Linked DNA regions of Homo sapiens: all the other regions are linked to region 1. A link is a contact called in ENCODE Hi-C or POLR2A ChIA-PET data. All regions are on one chromosome and are shown on one strand. The core of a region is the stretch at or near the end of the contact, and the rest is flanking DNA. Distances in the headings are between cores, read along the strand shown. Region 1 holds the start of FBXO7 (F-box protein 7). Region 2 holds the start of EIF4ENIF1 (eukaryotic translation initiation factor 4E nuclear import factor 1). Region 3 overlaps PRR14L (proline rich 14 like). Region 4 overlaps DEPDC5 (DEP domain containing 5, GATOR1 subcomplex subunit).

Region 1 (2,686 bases), core at 105-2,604:
CTTAACCAGGAAAATGAAAGGGCGAGAAGTTCAGAATAACGGCCTCATTTTACCCAATTCCCTAAAAATAAGGTGAAAACGTAGGAAGGTTTGCTTTTGTTTTGAAGAATTCACCTAAAAATCCCCAGGGAACATCTTTTTCATTTTTCCTTAGCACACTCAAGTTTCAAATTCACTAGCTCAGTATTTGAAGAGGACCACTCTTACCTTGCCGCTTTACTCCCAAATTATTGTCCCCAAAAAGTATCTTTTAGGGAAACAAAGCAGCTTCACCTGCAGTCCCACAAACCAATAACAGAATATGATCCTTTCTCAACTTTACTGCCCCCAAACTGCAAGCTCTCAAGATCAACGTTTGCCTCAGTTTTAGCAAAAAAGCAACATTTCACCCAAGAAAATGAAATGGTCTGAAACACGCCTACACGCTGTCCTTTCTAAAACTTTTCGGCGGCGAAGTCCAAGCGCTCACCGCGGTGCTCGGCGCATGAACACAACAGAATCTAAAATTGTTGCCGCTTCACAGCAGCGATACAAGCTACCGGTGGCCTCGGATTGAGGGCAGATTTTTAACTTCTAGCAATTTCCAAACTTTTTCATTGAAATACTCCAACAGCTGAAGAAATTAACTCGGACCCCTCACAGTCCAGAAAGGTTTAACCCAAGCCAAGCTCATCATTTCCAACTTGAAATCTAACCAGTTGTGGAAATTGTGCGTTCCCTCCTCTCCCTGGTTCCGTTTACTGCAAAACCAGAAGCCATGACTCACCGAGGAGGGGACCAGAGCCCCCGGGAGGCCGGGCCATGTTCTCCAGGAGCCGGACCCCAGCCGACCACCCGCGCTTCCCGTCGCCTGCACCCTCCGGCTCCGCGACGCCCGGAAGAGCCCGGGCCTCCCGTGAAGGCCCCCCCGGCGTCCCCGCACTTGGCCTATCGCCCGGCCACGCCCGCGCCTGCAGCCCACAGATGACGCCAACCCGCCCTGCACCCACCCCAAGCACTCCCCACTCCCCGCGGGCCGCCCAGCCCCGGCCCCAGCGTACCTGTACCCCCAGGTGCACAGCAGGGACTGCCTCAGGTGCGAGCGCAAATGCCCCAGCGTCGGCTCCGTCTCGGGCACCTCCAGCGGCCAGGTCCGCTTCAGAAGCCGCACCCGCAGCCTCATGACGGCGGCAGGCGGCCCGAGGGGCCTGGACCCGGAAGCGGCGACGGGGACGGCGGCGGGGCCGAGCAGCTCCCGCCCCAAACGGCGACGACCCCGGACTGGCGACTACCGGAGCTGAGGGGTAGCTGAGGCGAAACGGGGAAAGAGCCCCGCCACAGTGGCCGCCCTGCCACTCGGTCTCTGGAATAGAGCGCCCGCCCCTCTCCTGAGGGCGCCTCCTGGAGCCGACCCCGAGAGCTGGAGGCGGGCAGGCGGCCTAAAGGAACCGGGCCTCTCGGGGTCGGCCGATCGATGACTCCGCGCGCAACGGCGCTGCCTGAGAGCGCGGGCACAGTGCGCAGGCGCCGAGATGCGGCCGCTCGCTGGCATCCCAGATTTTCCGCGGCGGTGGCTGGGACTCCCAGTACTTACTCCCTGTGTGCGTGGAACAACGGTAGCGCTGATAGGGATGCTGCAGACAGACAATACAGTCGCCACTCCCCAGGACCAAGTGTCACCCCCTTTCTTCCGTGGCCCTCAGTTCCAGCGGCATCTGCTCTGAGAAGCCTTAGGTTAATCCTTAGGTTGGCCGGGCGCGGTGGCTCACGCCTGTAATCCCAGCACTTTGGGAGGCCGAGGCGGGTGGATCGTTTGAGCCCAGGAGTTCGAGACCAGCCTGGGCAACATGGTGAAACCCCCCCCCCCATCTCTACAAAAAATACAAAAAATTAGGTGTGGTGGCGCCTGCCTGTAGTCCCAGCTAGTTGGGTGGCTGAGGCGGGAGGGTCGATTGAGCCCGGAGGTCGAGGCCTCAATGAGCTGTGATCGCACCACTGCACCTCAGCCTGGTTCCACAGAACGAGACCCTGTCTCAAAAAAAAAGTAGAACTATTTGTAGCCAGTAATCTATGTCCGACAGTTTATTAGAACTCTGTGGCTGCATAACAATCACCCCAAAGTTTAACGCAATAAACATTTGTTGTCCCACAGGTTTTAGAGGTAAAGGGATTTGGGGATGCGTGGCTGGGTGGTTCTGTCTCCAGGTCTCCCATGAGATTACAAACTGTAGGCCAGGGCAGCAGTTATTGACTAGGGCTGGAGGATCGGCCTCCAGGATGGCACAGTCATGACTGTTGGCCAGAGACCTGTTTTCACCACGTGAACCTCCCCATAGGGCTGTTTGAGTGTCCCCATGACATGGCAGCTGGCTTCCTTCAGAGCAGGTGATCCCAGAGAGACCAAGGTATAAGCCACAATGTCTTTTATGACCTAGCTCCAGAGGTCACATACGGCTTTTGTCATATTTACAAACCAACCCTATGTGTGAGAGGATCCAGCCAAAGGTATGAATGCCAACAGACAGGGATCGCTGCGGGCCATCCTGGAGGCTGGCTACCATAGAGGGTCTAACTAATGATAACTTAGATGAGAGAGAGTATCAAGTTTCGTCCTTGTGTGATAACCATAGTCCAAATCCTTAGAGTCAAATAAAGTTTCTCCCAATAGGTGGCAGCACTTGTCCACATCCTGCCCTTGATTCTGCAA
Region 2 (2,686 bases), core at 93-2,592, 980 kb after region 1:
CTGCCCCATGAGCAGGTTATATCATCTTCGCAATTTCACAGGTAAAACTAAGAATCAATAGACTAACTCTCCATAGCTTGTAGGAGGTGGCAGAGATGAGAATGCAAACTCAGGCCTGATGTGCAAGTGTTTCCCTCTGCCTCTTGCCTGTAAAAAAACAGTTTGTAAGAAACACACTTTATTCAGTAATACAAACGAAAAGTTTTCTGTTGCCAAGATTCACAAGAAGGGAGCTGAGTTAGTGGTCACTCACTGCCCAACACCCTAATTTCACAAGTGAAGTGAAGTTCCAACAAAGTAGGCCTCTTGGAAGAAATGTAGACGTTGCTGTCCTTTAACCAGGAAAATTGCGTTCTCGGGACTTCACGCCTATGTATCGCTTCACACCAACGCTGCGCAGTACCACAGGGCAGAAATGGGTGCTTGTGGTATTCCAGCACATAGGACTTCCTCCCCAGGATGCAGTTACCCACACTGCTCACATATTTGCATTTCTGTGGCCCCCTGTCAGCCTGAGTCTGCACTACGTGGTAAGCACTTGACATTCGCCGTCTCATTTCCCCAACTCCACTCGCACTTCCCCTTTCTGTGCAGGCTAAGGACAGATTCAGGTTACCGGAGGGAAACAACATTTCAATGAATTTGTTAGTCGCCTTTATCGCTATCAAAGCCAATCGTGACAAGTTTGTCTTTTAATGCAGCAACCAGTACTCGCGCATAAGCCTCATAGATTTACAGAGGCCATTTTAGAAACACGACCGAAACTTAGGTTAAGTCAGCTTTGCCTAAGATCACGCCACTCGCAAAACAGCTGAGGTTCGAACCCGCACTGGGAAGGCTCGGAAGACCCCAATCTCCTATCTCAAATTCCCACTGCCGAAGCCCCACGGTTCTCTGCCTATGCGAACCATGCAAATACAGCGGTCGTCGCGCCACAGGCCGTGCTAGCCGCCAGCCCAGCCCCATCTAGCCACCGCCTCCGGGAGAGTGGCGTGCCGCGAGTCGCGGGTCCCAAGTGCCGTCCGCTCTGCCCTGCAGCGCGCGTGGGAACGCGGCGGCGGTGGCCTCTGGGCTGCCCACGGCGACCGCCTGCGCGCACGGGAGCGGGTTTCCGCTATCCCCACCGTGGCCTCCTCCTCGCCGCCACCACCTTCCCACCCCCCGGCCCGCGCAGGGGCTGGCGTCCGGGAAGCGCGCGGCGATGCTTCTTTTTCGCCCGGCACCGCTGCAGCCACCTCACATCCGGGCGCGCGGCGGGGAAGGCGGCGCCGGGGCCAGGGTGCGTGGAGGGAGTTATTAAGGGGGAGGGGGCCGAAGAGGAGGGGCGGAGGGCCGGGCTGCAGTTACGGCGGCTGAAGAGAGACAGCCCAAGCCGGTCGGGGTGGGGGCGCGAGAGCGAAGGCTGCGGGGAGCGGCGCTGGGACCGGTGCGGGCAGCGGGGAGGGGAGCGGCGGCCGAGGCAAAGGGCCGCCGAGCGGCGGAGGCACCGAGTAAGGGTCGGCGGCGGTGGCGGCTGGGTCCGGGGCACCGCGCGCCCGGTGCTCCCGGGTGTAGAAGGGGCGCGGGCGCATTGCTCCCGGGGTCGCGTGCGTGAGCGCGGGCGCCGGGGCGCCCGCAGGGGGTGGGCAGGGGCGCGAGGCCCGCAAGGCGGCCGGCGGGTAGCCGGCGGGCTGGCTGGCGGGGACCGAGCCGCCGGGCCGGGGAGGACGGCTGCGGGCCTGCGCTAGCTCCAGCTTGAAGCGCCCGGGCCGGGAGATTCGGCCTCCCTCCTCCCTGCGGCCGGCCGCCCCTCAGTGAGTACGGTCTCCGCCCTTCCTCCGAAGGAGGCCGCTGGGCCCGGGCCTGCGTGAGGGGCTGCGGGTTGGGGTCGCGGCCCGGGGAAGCCAAGTTTCGGAGCTGAAGCCGGTGCTCGCCCTTTCCTTGCCATCGGCGCCCCTGACATGGCCACAGGTGCGGCTGGCCTGGCGAGGGGCGCTCGGGCCCCGTCCCCAGTCCCTGATCGCCGGATAACAAGGGGCAGCTGGCGCCGTCCATTGGCAAGTGACAGGCACTTTCCAACAGACTTCGCGGGTTCCCAGCCTAACCAGTCTTCTACCTGCCCCCACTCCGGGAAACTTCCCCACCAGTCTTGAAAGATCCCCATGGGTGGCAGCTACTAATCTTGGTTTCTCTTGTGTTAAAGCTGCTTAAAGGTTATATACCTTGAATTGGGCACCTTCTACTTTTTACCATGTTGATGCTTAGGATACTAGGAAAGAGAACTGAGTACCAATGATTCTATCTCCAAGTTCTAATTTATAGCATAATTTTGGGGTGGGGACTTGTTTTTAACACTAGCTGTTTTGAGAGATTAAAAAGTTTCAGCTTCTGAAGAAACAGCCAAGATTTCTGAAAACTTACTGTTCTCGGTGACAATTTTGTGCCGATTTATCTTCCAGGTGCAGAGCATTGTAGACCAAGGAGCCATGGATAGGAGAAGTATGGGTGAAACAGAAAGTGGAGATGCTTTCCTTGACCTGAAGAAGCCTCCTGCCTCCAAATGCCCCCATCGCTATACAAAAGTAAGGTTTGCCACTAATGAAATAGTGTTTCTTTTTAGGTGGCGAAGTTAGTAACATTGTATAACTATTTCATTCCTATTAAGTGGTAATCTCATTCTGACTCACTACATGGACTAAATATTAAC
Region 3 (2,686 bases), core at 91-2,590, 790 kb after region 1:
AGCTTCATGTCTCCATGAGTTCAGCTGTACCTCATCTCCTGTTAAAGCAGATCATGTCCACTTTTTCTTACTGACCTTACTCTAAGCTACAGTAGCTGAGGGAGGTACGGTGAAGACATGTAGCGTTTGCCTTATTCGGAGCCTGAGGAGCCCAGAAACCCATGCTGTGAATCCCAAAACTCAGCGCTCCTCAAGAGCTGTGAAAATCATGATACTTTGTCACAATTTTGCCTGAAAGGGTCTTTGGCACGGGCTCCAGAGCCAACCTGAGGTCCATTCCAGATCCCACTATCTGGGCGTGAGACCTCCCCCGTGGCTCCTTCCTTGCCCACTGAGCCAAGAGCAGCAGGGAGCGTACAGGACGGGAGCAGCAGATCCAAGGCCGCGGTGCAGCCAATGAATGCACGGCCGTCGCTCCGTCTCCAGGCTGGAATTCCGTCTCATAATCAATGCCATGTACATTAAGATCTGCGAAAGACCAACTTTTAGGCAGTGATACTTTTCTCCCATTCCCTGGGGTGGGGGGAGTATGCAGTTGGTGCTTTCTGTAATTCCCTTGTTCTGTTTTGTTTCTGTAAGCTTTTCCCCTGGTGTCATGGAAAGGACTTCTTAAATAACCACATTGTGGGTGGCTGTATCCAAAGTTTAAATAATTGGCCAGAAGTGCAGAGTATCCTTTCCTGGATTCGTGTCAGAAAAGGGCTCCTTGCCACAACTGAACTTACTGTATAAAAACCTGGCTAGGGAGATTTAATTTTACTAAAATTACAGTTTAATGTTACCGTCTAGCCACAAATCAAGCAGCAAAAGCTATTTTGATGATGAAAGGGGGTCCCCGTTGAGCTGGCCATCTAGTGCAGTGTGCTCTCAGATTCCATGTTTGTTGATTGTGTGTCTTCACAAGCCCCTCTCTGGTGCTGAATTGGATTTGAATTCTTGGTGAGAGGCCTCAGCATCTCCTTGGGCTGGTCTGGGCCAGTAAAAATAGCTGCCTGACATGTTTATATATTATCATGGTCAGTAGTTCAATGAAATTTGTACATTTTTGGTAACATTGGTATACATGATGCCCCTGCAGTTCCTTTTCTGTTTGGTAGTTTGTGACTCTAAGATTTCCACTGTTATGTGTGTTAATTTATGAAAATAAATTTTTTTGAAAACCTTTCAAATAACTCTCAAGGCCGTTACTTTGTTCTCGTGGCTTGGCAATAAGTTAAAATAGACATTCCAAAGTTATATGTCACAGTAAGCATCGTTCCTTCCAAAGTGGTCACCATTTTCTGAGGAGTATCCTGTTGTAACTGTGGGACCAGCTCAAACTGATTAACCATTGCTTAAGTTGTTACAGGTGAGACAGCCAAAATTGCCTGAGCGTGCACAGTGGAAAAAAGCTTTAACGTTTTAATTGTTACCACCACGAGCCTGGCAGGCCGACTGCATTGGCATCACCTAGGACTAGATAGGAATGCCATAAAAGCTTGACCCACTTCCAGATCAGGGAGACATTTGAGCATTGCTTCCTGTCTCTGTGCCAATTGACTTTTTTTGGGGGCGGGGGGTGGAGTTTCACTCTGTCGCCAGGCTGGAGTGCAGTGGCATGCAATCTCAGCTTATTGCAACCTCCACTTCCTGGTTTCAAGGGATTCTCATGCTTCAGCCTCCCAAGTACTGGGATTACAGGCACCCACCAACAAGTCCAGCTAATTTTTGTATTTTTTTTAGAAGAGGGTTTCACTATGTTGGTTGGGCTGGTCTTGAACTCCTGACCTCAGGTGATCCCCCCACCTCGACCTCCCGAAGTGCCCGGATTGCAGGCGTGAGCCACTGAGCCCAGCCTCATTTACTTTTTTTGAGACAGAGTTTCACTCTTGTTGCCCAGGATGGAGTGCAATGGCACGATCTCAGCTCACCGCAACCTCCGCCTCCCAGGTTCAAGCGATTCTCCTGCCTCAGCCTCCCGAGTAGCTGGGATTATAGGCATGGGCCACCACGCCTGGCTAATTTTATACTTTTAGTAGAGACGAGGTTTCTCCATGTTGGTCAGGCTGCTCTTGAACTCCCAACCTCAGCTGATCTGCCCGCCTCGACCTCCCAAAGTGCCAGGATAGCAGGTGTGAGCCCCCGTGCCCAGTCCCTCGTTTACTTTTTAAAAGATCTCACCACTTAATACTTGTCCTTCCCAGCTGTTTATGAGGTTACGCTATGAATCTTCTGCTTCTCATTTAGCCAATGGAAACTGGTAAAAGAATGACTGAAAACACCTCTGTAACACCACACTGATATATTCCAGAAAGAAGCATGATTCCTGGTGACATTCTTCCTCTGCCCAGAGCAAAAGCAGTGAGTGCCCAGTTTCCCTTCTTGGCCTCAGAACTGCAACAAGGAATTCTATCCATGTAGTCTTCTATTTACAGAACTTAACTGCGTGACAGCTGTGCTTCTTGTTAGGTTTCATGGTTATTTGGAGAAATGTACTCTCCTACACCATTTCTTGAGAAAAGAGTTGCTAATTAACAGTTAAGGCAGTATAATCTCTTTAACCTCTCATTACAGAATCTTGTGTTGGTAGAGCCTGGTGAAGACTGATCAAAACTAATTTAAGGCTGAGCGCTGTAACTCATGCCTGTAATCCCAACACTTTGGGAGGCCGAGGCAGGTGGATCACTTGAGGTCAGAAGTTGAAGAC
Region 4 (2,686 bases), core at 81-2,580, 680 kb after region 1:
AGTGGTCAAAAAGCATCGACTCTGAACTAGATTGACTGTGTCAGGTCCATGCTCCACCACTTAATATTGTGTGGACTTTGGATAAGTTACTGAAACTCTGTGTCCAAATTTCCACATCTGTAAAATGGGGTAACAGTATCTATCCCACAGGGATGCTGTGATATTTAAATAAATCAAGTCATGTAAAGTGCTTAGAAGAGTAACCCATTCATGCTAAGTCCCGTAAAAACAGTAACTATTACTATCTGATAATCATCTCAATTAGATAGTGGTGTCAGCCAGGCATGGTGGCTCCCGCCTGTAATCCCAGCATTTTGGGAGGCCGAGGTGGGTGGATCAGCTGAGGTCAGGATTTGAGACCAGGCTGGCCAACATGGCGAACCCCATCTCTACTAAAAATACAAAAAAATTAGCCAGGCGTGGTCACGGGCGCCTGTAGTCCCAGCTACTCGGGAGGCTGAGAAACGAGAATCCCTTGAACCTGGGAGGCGGAGTTTGCAGTCAGCTTACATGACCACTGCACTCCAGCCTGGGCGAGAGAGTGAAATTGTGTCTCAAAAAATAATAATAATAATAATAACGTTAAACATGATCATGATATTGTGGTCAGATATAAAAATGCCTTTTTTGAATATGTATAGAAATAAAATATTACAATATTGATAATTTACTTAGTCAATGGCACTGAAAAAAACAGATGAATCAAATATGACAAAATAATAACTGTTAAATTCAGGTATTGGGTATACGGGCTCATTATATTATTTGCTCTTCTTCTCTGAATGTTGAAATTTTTCACAATAAAACATTTAGAAGGTCTAAATGCAACATGATATCTTGGAGACGGCAAGTACGAGTGCTAAAATCTAAAAAACATCTGAATTTCCTTAATAGTAATGTACCAATGTTAACCTAGTTTTGACAAATGTAACTTGGTTATGAAATGTTAATATTAGAGGAAACAGAGCAAAGACCATGCAGGAACTGTGTTATCTTTGAAACTTCTCTGTAAATCTAAAATCATTACAATTACAAAATTAAAAGGTTTATTTATTTATTTATTTATTTATTTATTTTGGAGACAGGGTCTCACTCTCTCCCAGGTTGGTGTGCAGTGGTGTGATCTCAGCTCACTGCAACCTCCACCTCCCAGGCTCAAGTGATCCTCCCACCTCAGCCTCCCAAGTAGCTGGGACCACAAGAGGCGAATTTTTTGTATTTTTGGTAGAGACAGGGTTTCGCCATGTTGCCCAGGCTGACTTATTTTTAAGTTAGGAAAGAAACAACTAATAAATAAATAAAAAGTATAGCAAAGCACCCAAACATACTTGTAAAAGTCTTCATAGAATCTCCCCTTGTGATCCTGTCGAATTGAGGCTCGGTTTATTTCAGGAAATTCATCTGAAATAGAGAAAACGGAGTATGTAGTTCAGGCTGAGAAGAGAAATTCAGTTTTGTCAGCTTCCTCTTCTGGGTTAAAGATTTGCATCACAAAAAAATAAAGATAACTGTCTTTTTTTTTTTTTTTTTTTTTTTTTTTGAGACAAGGTCTCACTCTGTCACCCAGACTGGAGTGCAGTGGTAAGATCTCAGCTCACTGCAACCTCTACCTCCTGAATTCAAGCGACTCTCCTTTCTCAGCCTCCTGGGTAGCTGGGACTACAGGTGCATGCCACCACACCTGGCTAATTTTTGTATTTTTAGTAGAGATGGGGTTTCACCATGTTGGCCAGGCTGGTTTTCAACTCCTGACCTCAGGTGATCCGCCCACCTCAGCCTCCCAAAGTCGTGGGATTACAGGCGTGAGCCACTGCACCCAGCCAACTGTCTATCTATTAAGTTGGTTTTAAGATGAATCACAGCCCACAGACCTCTTGCATCCACTAACGGACTGTGCTACTTTCCCTTTTACACTGTCCCCATAACAGAAAAGATGGGAAGGGTGGAAAAGTGCAACGAGGAAAAAAATGAAAGGAAATGGCTGGGGTGGGGTTGGGGGAAGCTTAACAAAAACATAACTGTAGGAGAGAAATAGTTACTCACCAACAGATTTTGCATCATAGAAAGTTCTAGAAAACAGGACCACTGTCACTTCATGACTACAGTTCTTCTCCTAAGCATGAGTAGAGAACAACAGGGTTGAAGTTTGTTTCATTTACTTCACTATGAAGCAGACTGCATGCATATAATATTCTTTTTTTTTTTTTTTTTTTTTTTTTTGAGACGGAGTCTTACTCTGCCACCAGGCTGGAGTGCAGTGGCGCTATCTTGGCTCACTGCAACCTCCGCCTCCTGGGTTCAAGCAATTCTCCTGCCTCAGCCTCCCAAGTAGCTGGGACTACAGACGCACGCCACCATGCCCAGCTAATTTTTGTATTTTTAGTAGAGATGCGGTTTCACCATGTTGGCCAAGATGGTCTCGATCTCCTGACCTCGTGATCCGCCTGCCTTGGCCTCCCAAAGTGCTGGGATTACAGGTGTGAGCCACTGTGCCCAGCCCTTTTTTTTTTTTTTTTTTGAGGCAGTCTCATTCAGTTGCCCAGGCTGGAGTGCAGTGGCACAATCTCGGCTCATTGCAGCCTCCACCTCCCAGGTTCAAGCAATTCTCCTGCCTCAGCCTCCAGAGTAGCTAGGATTACAGGTGGGCCACCTGGGTAATTTTTGTATTTTTAGTAGAGACAGGGTT

The links. A loop is a pair of places that touch in the nucleus more often than their neighbours do. ChIA-PET counts read pairs that join two places held with the same protein, here RNA polymerase II (POLR2A). Pooled maps may share reads with other maps.
Region 2: a map of OCI-LY7 shows a loop between it and region 1 (9-fold over the local background). The contact joins the promoter of EIF4ENIF1 here to the promoter of FBXO7 in region 1. A Hi-C loop is called at or near these places in 4 of 168 maps with a recorded cell type or tissue (B cell, CD4-positive, alpha-beta T cell, OCI-LY7 and 1 more), 7 of 37 single-sample maps with no recorded cell type and 12 of 50 pooled maps.
Region 3: a map with no recorded cell type shows a loop between it and region 1 (5-fold over the local background). The contact joins the enhancer-like site here to the promoter of FBXO7 in region 1. A Hi-C loop is called at or near these places in 2 of 37 single-sample maps with no recorded cell type and 9 of 50 pooled maps.
Region 4: a pooled map shows a loop between it and region 1 (4-fold over the local background). The contact joins the enhancer-like site here to the promoter of FBXO7 in region 1. A Hi-C loop is called at or near these places in 2 of 50 pooled maps. POLR2A ChIA-PET finds 5 or more read pairs at or near these places in 3 of 52 experiments (AG04450, GM10248 and activated T-cell).

What each region holds. Positions count from the first base shown.
Region 1 is chr22:32,473,479-32,476,164 of GRCh38, reverse strand. FBXO7 (F-box protein 7) reads right to left here and starts at 1,354. Exons shown (of 9, transcript NM_012179.4): 1 at 1,041-1,354. The coding sequence starts at 1,162. RefSeq lists enhancers at 838-1,007, 593-1,093, 1,262-1,431, 1,094-1,594, 2,320-2,379 and silencers at 764-1,073, 1,084-1,273.
Region 2 is chr22:31,488,498-31,491,183 of GRCh38, reverse strand. EIF4ENIF1 (eukaryotic translation initiation factor 4E nuclear import factor 1) reads left to right here and starts at 1,342. Exons shown (of 19, transcript NM_019843.4): 1 at 1,342-1,490; 2 at 2,439-2,561. The coding sequence starts at 2,466. RefSeq lists enhancers at 328-387, 787-1,409, 1,410-2,033 and silencers at 938-1,587, 1,668-1,957.
Region 3 is chr22:31,679,830-31,682,515 of GRCh38, reverse strand. It overlaps PRR14L (proline rich 14 like), which reads left to right. Exons shown (of 9, transcript NM_173566.3): 9 at 1-1,169. Among named protein-coding and RNA genes, the nearest start is that of PISD, 19 kb to the right of the region's middle. Within about 2 kb of position 1,340, at least 8 of the 41 ENCODE cell types and tissues checked have a DNase peak (open chromatin) inside an H3K27ac peak, as active enhancers do.
Region 4 is chr22:31,791,460-31,794,145 of GRCh38, reverse strand. DEPDC5 (DEP domain containing 5, GATOR1 subcomplex subunit) reads right to left here. Exons shown (of 43, transcript NM_001242896.3): 11 at 2,044-2,113; 12 at 1,329-1,401. Among named protein-coding and RNA genes, the nearest start is that of DEPDC5, 39 kb to the right of the region's middle. Within about 2 kb of position 1,330, at least 2 of the 41 ENCODE cell types and tissues checked have a DNase peak (open chromatin) inside an H3K27ac peak, as active enhancers do.